Regions from separate parts of the Mus musculus genome. Here region 1 is linked to region 2. Evidence: chromatin loops called from intact Hi-C (ENCODE). Cell type or tissue: left cerebral cortex. All regions are shown on one strand. Each heading gives the region's core, and the rest is flanking DNA. Links, peaks and the distances in the headings are about the cores only. Region 1 holds the start of Pim2 (proviral integration site 2). Region 2 overlaps Hdac6 (histone deacetylase 6).

Region 1 (6,251 bases), core at 793-4,792, 56 kb after region 2:
CAGTACAGAATTATTTACATTTCAACCACTGGACAATCCTGGCTCAGGAGGAGGCAGCAAAAGTTGGAAAGGGGGGACCCCAGGAGAACAACAATAAGACTTATTTCCTCCATCTCATCCCCCCAAAACCATCCATCCCATCCTAGTCTCTGGTGGTGTCCGGTGATGTCCATCTCCCATTCCTTCCCAAATCATGGAAGTGAGGTTCTTCTCACCGGAATAAGAGCACTTGGGATAACAGTAGGGTCCCCTCACCAAACAAAGGAAGAAAAAGGAAGGAAGCGTGGGATATTAACTAATTAATGAGCAGTACCTCCCCCAGAATCACCAAGTCTGGGCTAAGGCAGGCAGGCAGCAACAGAATGAGATCCCAGGGTAAGGCCCTTTGCCTAAAGAGCTGCTGGGGATGGGGGTAATTTTAAGGAAAGCACCCTTGCCCAAGTGAGAGCATTTGAACTAAGTGTCTACGTGGTTTGTGGTAGTATAGGAAGTGCCAGTGTAGGGACTACAATGTCAGATTAAGAATCTTAGGGCCCAGAGGGAAGGAATCCAACCAAATAAACATCTTTAACAGAACAAGAAACAAGTAACTCCCCCTCCCAAATTAGGGACCACAGGTTCTGGGAGGAGAGCTCCTTCCCAGAATTGGGATAGGAACTGGGCAGACTTGGCTATCATCTTCTTCTGACCCCTGATCCCTATTCCCTGACCTTAGTAATACTGGATTTTTAACAACCTGTATAACCAGGTCAACAGATGTCCATCTATCCCTGTAGCGTGACCATGGGATTCCAACCAGAGAGCCTGGCTGGGTCTAGGGAAGCAGGGACCAGGGCAAGGGGGTGGGGCTTCCTTTGGAGGAGTTGATGGGCTTTTCTTCAGCTGGTGATTGCATCCAGGGGTCCAGCAGAATCTCCTCCAGTGAGGGTCGGGAGCAGGGTTTAGGGGCCAGGCACCGGCGGATTAGGGCACAGCAATCTGTGGGGTCAAGAAGCACAGGGGAGATTAGCAGTCAGCGAGGCTTGGGAGGCTTGGGAAGAAAGAAGCCGGTTGGGCTGGGGTGAGTGAGTGACAGGCCTCACCTGGGGAGACATGAGCAGGGAAGTGCAGCTCAGCCTCCAGAATCTCCTGGTCTCTCTCGAAGGGAATGTCCCCACAGACCATGTCATAGAGTAGGACACCTAGTGACCAGACGGTCGCTGGCAGGGCATGGTACTGGTGTCGCGAGATCCACTCTGGAGGGCTATACACTCTTGTCCCTGCACACAAGCCAAGGATTAGATCCTAATCAGGTGATGCCCTTCCTCAACTCCTGTGTCCCTAGAAGCCCAAGCTGTAAATTTAAAGGAGGGTATCCATTGGCTAGAACACCTGTACTTCCAAGTTTAACAGCAGAGTCCTAGCAGCAGCAAGACAGCTTTAAAGGAGTACTTCAAAATTAACAGTAAGATCATTTCACCAAAACCAAAAAAAACAAAAAACAAAAAACCCAACAAAACCCCATCCTACTCCACACTAAAATAAGAGCCCAGAAGGTTAAGAAACTTATAAAATGAACTTTATTGGGGAATCTAGGCTTGAGTATGCAGTGTTATAGAAATCAAGAACCTTAAAGTGTATGACATGGGTCCAATGTTCAGAGGCTAAGCCGAGCCTAAAGCTGAAAAGCCAGAAGAATGAGTGCTAAAGGGTAGAGAAGAAGCATCCTTACCATCAAAGTCAGTGTACGGCTCATCGTGAAGCAGGGCGCCGGAACCAAAATCAATGAGTTTAATGGAACCCCGGCATAGGTCGATCAGGATGTTCTCATCCTTGATATCCCGATGGACAACTCCACGGGCGTGGCAGTGCTGGACAGCTGCCACGACTTGGGTAAAGAAGCTGCGGCTACAGCTTTCACCCAGCGGCCCCTTCTCTGTGATATAGTCGAAGAGATCCTGAGCAGGCATAGGCCGCTCAAGGACCAGCATGAAGCCTTCGGGTGTTTCGAACCAGTCAAGAAGGCGTATCACACCCGGATGGCCATTGCCTTCACCCACCTTCCACAGCAGCGCAACCTCAAGTGGGCAGGTGACTGAGTCTGACTGGGGGGTGGGAAATCAAAAGAAAGAAGAAGAAGGAGGCAAGTGTTAAAAGTCTGTAGCCCTGCCTTCAACATAGCAAAGTTTATTTTCAAAGCACTAATTTCGGTTGGGCTCCTCTTCCTAGACCCTAGTACCCTCTTTAAAGGTTCAAGTCCTTCAGAGAGTGAAACGAACAGAGACCATACACGTCTGGCATGCAGTAGGTCAGTAAATACTTGGAGAAATTGAAGTGTTCTCATCTGTTTTGAAGGGGAGGGAGTTTGAGACAGGATCCCTACATAGACCAGGCTGGACTGGAATAAGAGATTCACCTGACTCTACCCCCAGAGGATGAAAGTGTGCCCCACCATGCCTGGACTTCAAAGTGTTTTATAATATAAGTCCCTCTTCATAATTTTACCTAAGATAGGTAAACAAGATGTTCATCAAGATCCACATCAGGACAGCTTTTATGCACACTAGATACTCAATAAGTATTTGTAAATGGAAGTACTTTACAGCAAAGAGGGACTAGCATGGAACTAAATCCTATTAAATTAATACTATTAATAAATACTATTATTGTATAAGTGTTGGTTAGTTTTCTTCACTAGCATACCTCAAGGATCCTTAGTAACAGCAAAACTCAGGATGTTAAGACAGAAAGAGCAGTCAGTAGAAGGGATGTAGCATATAATGCATTCTAAGAAATGATGTCGTATTTTGCAAAGTGCCTATAAATTAAACCACGGCAGAAGTGTCCTCTGGTTTTTAAATTTCTATCTCATGTTTGAGACAGAATTTTGCCAAGTAGCCCACCCAAGCCAGCCTCAAATTCACTGAAATCCTAGAGACCCAGCCTCTTGAACGTTGGGATCACAGGTGCGCACCACCAATCCCAGCTTTCATTTGTCCAAAACGACTTACACTGATTAATTGCAAAGGACCTGGCACAGAGTAAACATTTAATGAATGCTGTCTTGTCAGTCTTGCTTATCAACCAGCACAAGTCAAAGGCCCCTGCCCCAGACCCGAACGGGCAGCGACTGCCAAGAGTCCAGTTGCCTCAGATGGGGTCCTTTACAGACCCAGTAACTTGCACAGCCGCAGACAGGTTTTCTCACGAAGACGCAAAATCGGCTACTGCGCAGGCTCACCCCCAAACCCCCCCCCCAAGTCCACGGGCCGGCACAGACTACCTAAAGGGTTCACCAGGGGGAGCTCTCTTACCTACAATTTGCCCAGACCCGCCCTGATGTCCGTTAGCGTTCTCCGGGTGGCAGAAGAGAAGCAGCCAGCATCACCATGACAACCAGTGACCTAGGCCCCTCCTTCCCCACCAGCATGTCCTGTGAACAGCCCCAAAAGCAGTGTTTGGAAGAAGGATGAGAAAGGAGAGTTTGAAAGGAGAATCCAGGGCTCTGGGGGAATTGTGGTGAAATCAGAACTATCACATGAAGGCAGGAATCACAGGCTGGTGGGGTTCTCATGGTTTCAGGGCCCAGGGAGTCATATGTCCCCTAGAAAAAAAGCAGTGCGTGCGTTCTGTGATGGAGTCTATGGGTCATGACGTACACCAAAGACACTCACCACGGTGGACCAGCCTAGCACACGGTTCCGGGAGATTACTTTGATGGCCACCTAGAAAAAAGGCTGAGATAAGGGGGCAGCAGGTGATCCCAGACTTCCCAATTCCAGTCTCTCCACCCGGGTATTCCTAGTTCCCATACATATCACATCCATCGGAGCTCAGATGCCCACCCAGCATTTAAGTCCTCAGAAGCAAGTTCACCTAAACATATTTACGCCTGGGCTCTCGTTAAGAAAGCATCAAGACCCCCTGAAATCCAGAACGGGAGTGAGTTGTAGTTTTTTTTTTTCCTTTTGCTTTTTCTCTCGCACTGTCTTTCTACATGCCTCCCCCCTCCCCCCGCCACGATGTTGGTTATTGAACTCAGTGCTTGTGAATGGTGGACAAATAATCTACCACTGACCCATATCCCCAGATTCGAATTCCAAGTCTTTTTGTTTTGTTTTGTTTGTTTTTTTTTTTTTTTTTGACGTCGCATGCCCTCCTCCATCATCCTCATCTCCAGGACAACTCTATCTGGATTGTTGTTCTCACGACTCCACACTTAACACCTACTTTTAAAACATCCCCACCATCTCAGACACACAAGCGCACGCACATCAATTCCATGGATCTTGGGGTCCAGTCCTGATATCTGCCCCCTCCCTAGTAGAAAGCGCCAATCTTCTAGAATTCTTGCCCTGAATCCTGCCCACCCCCATACCCACCTGGACTGCAGACACACGCGCGCACTCACACTCCTAGCAACCCTGCTCCTTATGATTCTACTACACATTTGCAGACGCAGGCTCCCCACTGAAGCAACTGGCATCCCAGTCACTGGTACCCCACCACCACCCTTCGCCAAAACACCTGACCCTCCGAGAACCCCTTGTAGGGGATACCTGACGTCTATCCGTGACGCGGTGTCCCGCGAAGACGGTGCCAAAGCCTCCCTTACCCAGGAGGGGGCCAAGTCGGTATTCGGCCTCGAAAGCTGCCCGATCCTTGCCTCCTACGCAAGCGGAGGCGAGGAAGTCAGGGTGGCGGTGTACTCTGATCCCAGCCATGACTCGCCCCCACACCAGCACCCATCATTCCAGTCCACCCAACCTGCTTGTGACAGAGGAGGCTACGCTCACCTGGAGGCTGCGTGGGGGTCACAGGGGGCGAAGGATGCCCCTGCAGAGGCTTGGTCAACATGGAGGAGGTGCTGCGTATATTGAGCCCGCTGAATCCGCTGAGCCCGCAGGGCGTGGATGCCCGGGGCAGAGCGGCCGGAGAGCCAGGGCTGGGGGGCGCCAGGGTGGAAGGCAGGGAATCTGGCGGCCCGGAAGCGCCTGCAGACGGCGCAGCGTTAAGATTCGTCGCGCGCGCCAGCCCCAACGCTACTGAGCCGGGGCACGCGCCTCCCGGGAGAGTCGCCCTGCGCGACAGACCCGCCCACCTGGCTTTGATCAATCCGGACGCGGCACCTGCTGTACCCCAGCCAATCCGAGCCAGTCCTTATTTGCATGCCACCCTCAACGTTTCAAGTGCCCCTTATGCAAAATACATGCCAGGTTCTTCCGCGGAGGAAGGGCCTGTATGCAAATGTAGGAGGGTGCGCGCGCGTGCGCGCACACACATAGACAGACGGACACACAGACATGCACGCTTCTGGGAATTCCTTTGCGACAACTGCGTTTGTTTTGGTTGTTGGTGTGGTGGGGTGTGTACACACTTTTAAAAAGCGCAGCCTCCTTTCCTAGGATGCAGGTTTGCTGCCGCCATCACCTTTGCTGCCTTGAGTTCAGTAAGGAGACAACGACAAACCAGCTTTTAAAAATCAGAGCCTGGAACTAGACAGGATCCTGTCACGTGTGTTTCACCCAAGATCAGGCAGCCTTTGCTCCAAAACTGTAATCTTATAGGAGAGCTGGTCCACTCTTCAGGGAAGGGTAAAATTCTTTACCGTCATCAAAAGGAAGGGATGCAGAGGAAACAATGGCAGTTTGGCACCTGTAGGGTGCTTTTTTGCTGCCATTATCCTATACAAACCTGGCTAGACTTGGCTCTGTTACTCAGTCTGGGTCTTGAATCTATAATGGCAGGACTTAGTTCTTGTGGGAACTACAACTTCCTTGTAAAAAAGGAGCTGGGAACTGAAAGCGAGGTCAGACTGGGCAACATAGTGAGACTGTCTTAAAAGCAAAAGGTCTTCAGGTAAGGCTGCTGACCTCAGGACTCACATGGTGAAAAGGGAGAAATGACTTCTATAAGTTGCTTTCTGACCTCCAATCGTGTGTGGAACTCACATACCCACACGTACACCAAGAACGGGAGAACCACCATTAAAGATATAGTCAGACACATTCAAGTAGACTTGTCCTAACCTAGGTGTACATGAAAATGTGTTCCGAAAAGAAACATTCAGTGATATGACTTGTACTGTCCTACGGGGGTCACTTAATACCATATGCCCCCACCAGAAATTGACAGATTTGTCACAAGCACACAAGCACCACCAGATATGTACATTCACAGAAATATTTGTGCTGCCCCAGAAATGAGAGACCCAGAGTCTGTCACAAGAATATACAGTTGTTCCACACATACACGCACTGCTCCAAAGCAGG
Region 2 (6,251 bases), core at 975-4,974:
ATCCTGCTGCCAGTTGCCTCGGAGGTCTCGCAGATCTGGGCTATTGGGGGTGAGGGAGTGACACTGTGGGGTGATCCCTGAAAGCAGGTGTTCACACATAGGATGTCTCCTTCCTCAGTTTCAGCCTCAACTGGTCTTGGTGGCCGCTGGATTTGATGCCCTCCACGGAGACCCCAAGGTAGGGCAGGTTCTCTGGGGTGTTAGACCAAGGGGACTACACTGAGCTTTATGTCACTCTTCTGTCCCTTCAGGGAGAGATGGCTGCCACGCCAGCAGGATTTGCCCACCTAACCCATTTGCTCATGGGTTTGGCAGGAGGCAAGTTGATTCTGTCCCTGGAGGTAAGTAACTCACTGTTACCTAATGCTGGGCTTAGGATATTTGTATGTGTTTATCTGGTGTGCGTGCGTGTGCGTGTGCACAGTATGCATATGGTCAGAAGACAGCATGTGGGGTTGGCTCTCCCCTTTCACGGTGTAGATTCCTTTGAGGGATTGAAGTCAGGCTTGCTGGCAAGGCCTCTTATGCTCCGATCCATCTCACTGGCCACATGAAGGGTGAAGGGCAGATCTTTTTGGCCTTGGGGATAGAATTAAAATGTAGAATACTTAGCTAATGTACTGCAAGGGCTTCCATTCTCAGGACCACTAAAAACACGAGCTTTCATGAATGTAAGGAGTTCCTTGGGGCTACAGGGGTGGCTCAGTTGTTGAGAGCACTTGCTGCTCTTATAGAGGACCTGGGTTTGATTGCTAGCATGGTGGCTTACAGACTCCAGTTCAGGAGATCCCACAGGCTCACACATGAGGCCCATGCATATACATATATGTATACATTACACGGAGGTAAAAACTTCATAAAGTAAATAATTCTTTAAAAAAAAAATAATGGGATTTTTTTTAGGATTTATTTCTATTTCTATGAGTACACTGTAGCTATCTTCAGACACCCCAGAAGAGGGTGTAAGATCCCATTAGAGATGGTTGTGAACCACCATGTGGTTGCTGGGAATTGAACTCGGGACCTCTGGGAAAGCAGCCACTGCTCTTAACCTCTGAGCCATCTCTCCAGCCTGGGATTTATTTTTAAAACTGATGTTCTTGGCTCAGCTTTACCAGTTCATGAAGTCTTTGTGCCTCTGCTTCCCTTATAGTAAGTAGGCAACGTGCTAATGGTAATCACTTTCCGTGAATCGACATTTCTTGTTGCTTGACATAGTATGCACCTGAACATTGTTACTCTTCTCAGCATCTTCCCCTCTGCTTGCCTCCCCCAACAACTCCTTCCCCAGGGTGGCTATAACCTCCGTGCCCTGGCTAAGGGAGTCAGTGCTTCACTCCACACCCTTCTTGGAGACCCTTGCCCCATGCTGGAGTCCTGTGTTGTACCTTGTGCAAGGTGAGCCTGGGGGGGGGACCAGGGGAAAGGAGAGCCCTTACTGCCTGCTGGGAGGGGCACTTTAGTCACATTTCTGTTTTCTCCATCCCCAGCGCCCAGACTTCCATCTACTGCACTCTAGAAGCCCTTGAACCCTTCTGGGAGGTCCTGGAGAGATCAGGTAGGTGGCGGGGCGTGGGGGGGGGTGATCAGCACTAGACCTGGAATGAGCTATTAGAGGCTATTTTCTTCCAGCTCTCCTCTTGTTTTCCCGGGATGCCTCGGTGGGAAGGGCTGTGTGGATTTTAGGTTTTATGTCCAGGCCATGTTTTGTCTCAAGAGTGTAATGGGATCCAGATTCAGGAAATAAGGTGATCTGAGTACCCCCTTTTCAGTTGAGACCCAGGAGGAAGATGAAGTGGAAGAAGCCGTGCTAGAAGAGGAGGAGGAGGAAGGTGGCTGGGAGGCCACTGCACTGCCCATGGATACATGGCCACTGCTCCAGAACCGCACTGGGCTGGTCTATGATGAGAAGATGATGAGTCACTGCAACCTCTGGGACAAGTGTGTGCTCAGAGGGCTGGGGTGGGTGGTGTTTGGGTCACTCTCCTCAGTCACTAAACCCTTGGCTCTGCTTCTCCACACTGTTAGTCATCACCCTGAGACACCTCAGCGCATCTTACGCATCATGTGTCACCTGGAGGAGGTGGGCCTTGCGGCTCGCTGTCTCATCCTACCTGCTCGGCCTGCCCTGGACTCTGAGCTCCTTACCTGCCACAGGTCAGACCCCGTGCTGGGGGGAGGCCGGCTGTAGGATTCTAGGGATGTTCCAGGAGTAGGGCCTAGGGCTCTCCAAGATGGGTGGAGCCACCTAGACAGGTTCAAGTTCTTATGTGAGGACAAGCTGGCGACTCTTGTTCCTCTGCATCACCAGTGCTGAGTACGTGGAGCATCTCCGCACCACAGAAAAGATGAAAACCCGGGATCTGCACCGTGAAGGTGCCAACTTTGACTCCATCTACATCTGCCCCAGCACCTTTGCCTGCGCAAAGCTTGCCACAGGCGCTGCCTGCCGCCTGGTGGAAGCTGTGCTCTCGGGAGAGGTGCGTCTTCTCTGTGTGCTAGTGAAGTTTAGCTGAAGAAATGAGGTCCTGGGAACATAGAGAGGGACTACCTGCTCCCACTCAGGAGGCCAGAGGCAATAGGAGAGTCTGCTGGGAGGGGAACCACGGAGTGGATGGCCGAGTGGATGGCGGACAGGAGAAAGGGAAGCCTGGGAAAGATGAAAAGAGAGTGAGGGCCAGAGGCAGTCTCGCTGCTCCTCCCTACAGGTTCTAAATGGCATTGCAGTAGTGCGCCCTCCAGGACACCACGCGGAGCCAAATGCTGCCTGTGGTTTCTGCTTTTTCAACTCAGTAGCTGTAGCTGCTCGCCATGCCCAGATCATTGCTGGACGTGCCCTGCGGTAAGGCCTGCCCCCCCAGAGACCCCCAAAACCCGATCTTTGCAGGGATCTGGCTACTCTTTCCATTCAGTCTTACTTGGCAGACCCATGGTCACCCCTGGGAGCTTACACAGAAACAAGCAAAGGTCCACTGGGCAGCACTTGACTACAAAAGCCCCAGGACGGGTGTGTTAAGTGCCATGGCATCTAGATGCTTAATAAACTAGGATCCAGGGTATCACACCAGCATTCCTGAACAGGTTATCCCAACAGAACCCATGCCTGGGCTCCTAGCATTAGAAGAGTCCCTAGCCTTAATTACTTGTTCAGGTCCATAGTTCAGGAAGCCAAGGTTGGACCTTCATTCTTAGAATAATAGCAGTGCTTTCTCATTAACTCCATGGTCCTGTTGCCCAGCAACAAGTGCTTCCAAAGACCCTAGAAATCTAGCAGTGGCCCACTCCTAGGCCTTACTGTCCCAAGGTGCTAAAAAGGGCTATCTCCCTCCCCAGGATCCTAATCGTGGATTGGGATGTTCATCATGGTAATGGAACTCAGCACATATTTGAGGATGACCCTAGGTGAGTGATGGGACTGTGGGTAAGAGTATGGTGTGAGAGGATGCTGAAGCATCCTGCAGGGATGTTCATAGCCTCTAACCTGCTGTGGCCCCTTTCTCATCCCACCCTCTCCCTGGCAGTGTATTATACGTGTCCCTGCACCGGTATGACCGTGGCACTTTCTTCCCCATGGGGGATGAGGGTGCCAGTAGCCAAGTAGGCCGAGATGCAGGTATAGGCTTCACTGTCAATGTGCCCTGGAATGGGCCCCGCATGGGTGATGCTGATTACCTGGCTGCATGGCATCGTCTGGTACTTCCCATCGCCTATGAGGTAAGGCTCAGGTTATTATATAACATTGCTGTATCTGGCAGCACACATCTGCCTCCTTGACGTGTGTTTTGACTACCAGGTGACTAATCCTATGATGGCTATTGGGACAGGGTGGTGGGGATGGCCTTATGTATCTGTCTGCCTATGCATATATGGGTGCCTGTGAGTGGCCTATCTCTGTGACATTTTACACGTAAACAACTGTCTTGGCTCTGTGTATATATGCATGTGTGTGCCTTCTGATTCTGTCTGCTCTTCTGAGTGCATGGCTGTAAGGGTATCCCTAAGAGATACTGTTGTGGAATTGTGTAGAATAGAAGCATAAGATTAAATACATTATGGATATGTCTATGTAATGTTATATAGTGGCTGTCATCTCCTTTCTGTGTGTGATAAGTGTGATAGTGTATGTCATTAAATGCTGCTGTCTTGTGATAGCCTAAGAAAGACTCTGAATATGGAAGGCCGTAGTGACATTGTCACCCACACCCGTCTAACTGGGTCCACGTGTCTATATATGAATCTCGCTGGCTGCTTTGACTCAGGGGTGACCTAGCTGTGTGTGAGCTAAGGACAGGGCCAATGGCGTGTGTGTGTGTGTGTGTGTGTGTGTGTGTGTGTGTGTGTGTGTGTGATAATGCACTGAGGACACAACTCTGCAAGCCTGAACATCGGGCTCTGCTTTTACATCTGCATGCATGTGACTATGCACAGGCGACAGAGGCTACCCTTTATGTGTATGTGTAACTGCATGCAAGCGATAGCCTGCTGTGGGCATTGTAACTGTGCATCTTTGTGACTGTGCAGGGGTGGCTGTGTATTATCGTCCCATGAGAAACCCAAGCGTAAGTGGTGGGATTTGCAGCCCTATCAATATGAACCTGTCTGGTTGGGAGTGGAAGTGTATGACACTTTTATTTGTCTATAGTCTGTGTATAAAAGCCTGTATCATGTGAATGTGGGTCCCGTATTTGACCCTTGTATGTGAGAGAGAGGTTATGTCTCTGTTTCTCTTGTCACTATCTCCTGCCTTCCAAGTCTCCATGTTCTTTCTGTGAGCCATATCTATGTCATAACTCTATATCTTGCCTTCTGTCAACTTAGAGTATCTCCCAAGAGATTTTTGCCCATATATGTGTGTGTGTGTGTGTGTGTGTGTGTGTGTGTGTGTGTGTGTACCACATGTCTGCTTCATGACTGTGGAAGCCAGAAAAGGGAATCTGATCCCCTGGGACTGGAGTGAGACAGTTGTGAGCTGCCATATAGGTGCTAGGAATTGAACCCTAGTCCTGTTTCCACAGCCAGCGCTCTTAACAGCTGAGCCATCTCTCCAGCCTCTCTCCCAGTGTCTTGAGTTTCTGGCGGGTATACTCTTGTCTCTTTCCAGGCCTGCCATGTCTTGTTTCTCCTTGTGTCCCTGTCTTCCACTCCTGCTTTTCAGATGTCAGGTTTCTCTCCCTCCCTCCCTCCCTCCCTCCCTCCCTCCCTCCCTCCCTCCCTCCCTCCCTCCCTCCCTCTCTCTCTCTCTCTCTCTCTCTCTCTCTCTCTCTCTCTCTCTTTGGTTTTTCGAGACAGGGTTTCTCTTTATAGCCCTATAGCCCTAGCTGTCCTGGAACTCACTGTAGATGTTGGGTCTCACATCATCTGGGTTTTGACTTGAATTCGGATGCCTTCGTTTGCCCTTGCTCCTCCCATCACTTATTGCCTCCTCAAGCCTCAGGGCATCTTCTCTTCTCTCCTTACTGCAGTTTAACCCAGAACTGGTGCTGATCTCAGCTGGCTTTGATGCTGCACAAGGGGATCCGCTGGGGGGCTGCCAAGTAACACCGGAGGGTTATGCCCACCTCACCCACCTACTGATGGGCCTTGCTGGTGGCCGTATTATTCTTATTCTAGAGGTAACTCTTTTGATGTCCCTTCCATGGTGGGAGGGCCATTTGGAAGAGTTGGCTATATCACTTAGGACAGTTGCTAAAATCTCCTTTGAATATACCTGGGATAGTTGCCCAAATGAGATTTTTTTTTCGAGACAGGGTTTCTCTGTGTAGCCCTGGCTGTCTTGGAACTCACTCTGTAGACCAGGCTGGCCTCGAACTCAGAAATGCGCCTGCCTCTGCATCCCGAGTGCTGGGATTAAAGGCGTGCGCCACCACGCCCGGCTCCCAAATGAGATTTTAATAAGGATAGTAGCAGGATTAGACCCTTTGCTGAGCCCTTACTATATACAAAATAGCTTCTCTGGACTTTCTTCTGTCTTCTACAATTTCTCGACAAAATAGCACTGTGAGGTAAAGTCTGTTTAACTCATTTTCCTCTCAAGATCAACTAGCTGGGTGCAGTGGCACACACCTATAATCCCAGCACTTGGGAGGAAGAGGAGGAGGCAGGAGGAGCAGGGTTGCCCTCAGCTACATACCAAGTTTGAGGCCAGCCTGGGCTACATGAAGCCCTGTTTCAAAAAGCCTTCCCCCATCAAAACAAATCAGGGGGTTGAGGAACAGTAAGTAGCCTGAGATCACACATTTAATAATGGCAGA

Evidence for each region. A loop is a pair of places that touch in the nucleus more often than their neighbours do. Peaks named below come from ENCODE experiments on the same cell type or tissue, not always from the same donor. Only the 100,000 strongest peaks of a DNase experiment are listed, where the experiment ranks them.
Region 1: it touches region 2 in a loop (4-fold over the local background); 1 of 42 quality-filtered maps calls a loop at or near these places.

What each region holds. Positions count from the first base shown.
Region 1 is chrX:7,877,081-7,883,331 of GRCm38, reverse strand. It overlaps Pim2 (proviral integration site 2), which reads right to left and starts at 5,026. Exons shown (of 6, transcript NM_138606.2): 1 at 4,776-5,026; 2 at 4,539-4,648; 3 at 3,654-3,704; 4 at 1,712-2,084; 5 at 1,083-1,259; 6 at 1-978. The coding sequence starts at 5,013. The coding sequence ends at 815. In left cerebral cortex, for the core only: a CTCF peak has its summit at 3,279 (motif pointing right); DNase peaks (open chromatin) are centred at 3,337 and 4,537; H3K4me3 peaks cover 1,728 bases; H3K27ac peaks cover 1,085 bases.
Region 2 is chrX:7,933,533-7,939,783 of GRCm38, reverse strand. Hdac6 (histone deacetylase 6) reads left to right here. Exons shown (of 29, transcript NM_001130416.1): 12 at 1-24; 13 at 119-178; 14 at 252-341; 15 at 1,292-1,398; 16 at 1,491-1,558; 17 at 1,773-1,941; 18 at 2,029-2,157; 19 at 2,312-2,480; 20 at 2,709-2,842; 21 at 3,334-3,402; 22 at 3,522-3,714; 23 at 5,463-5,612. Among named protein-coding and RNA genes, the nearest start is that of Eras, 8.1 kb to the right of the region's middle. In left cerebral cortex, for the core only: a CTCF peak has its summit at 2,717; no DNase peak of the experiment used is centred there.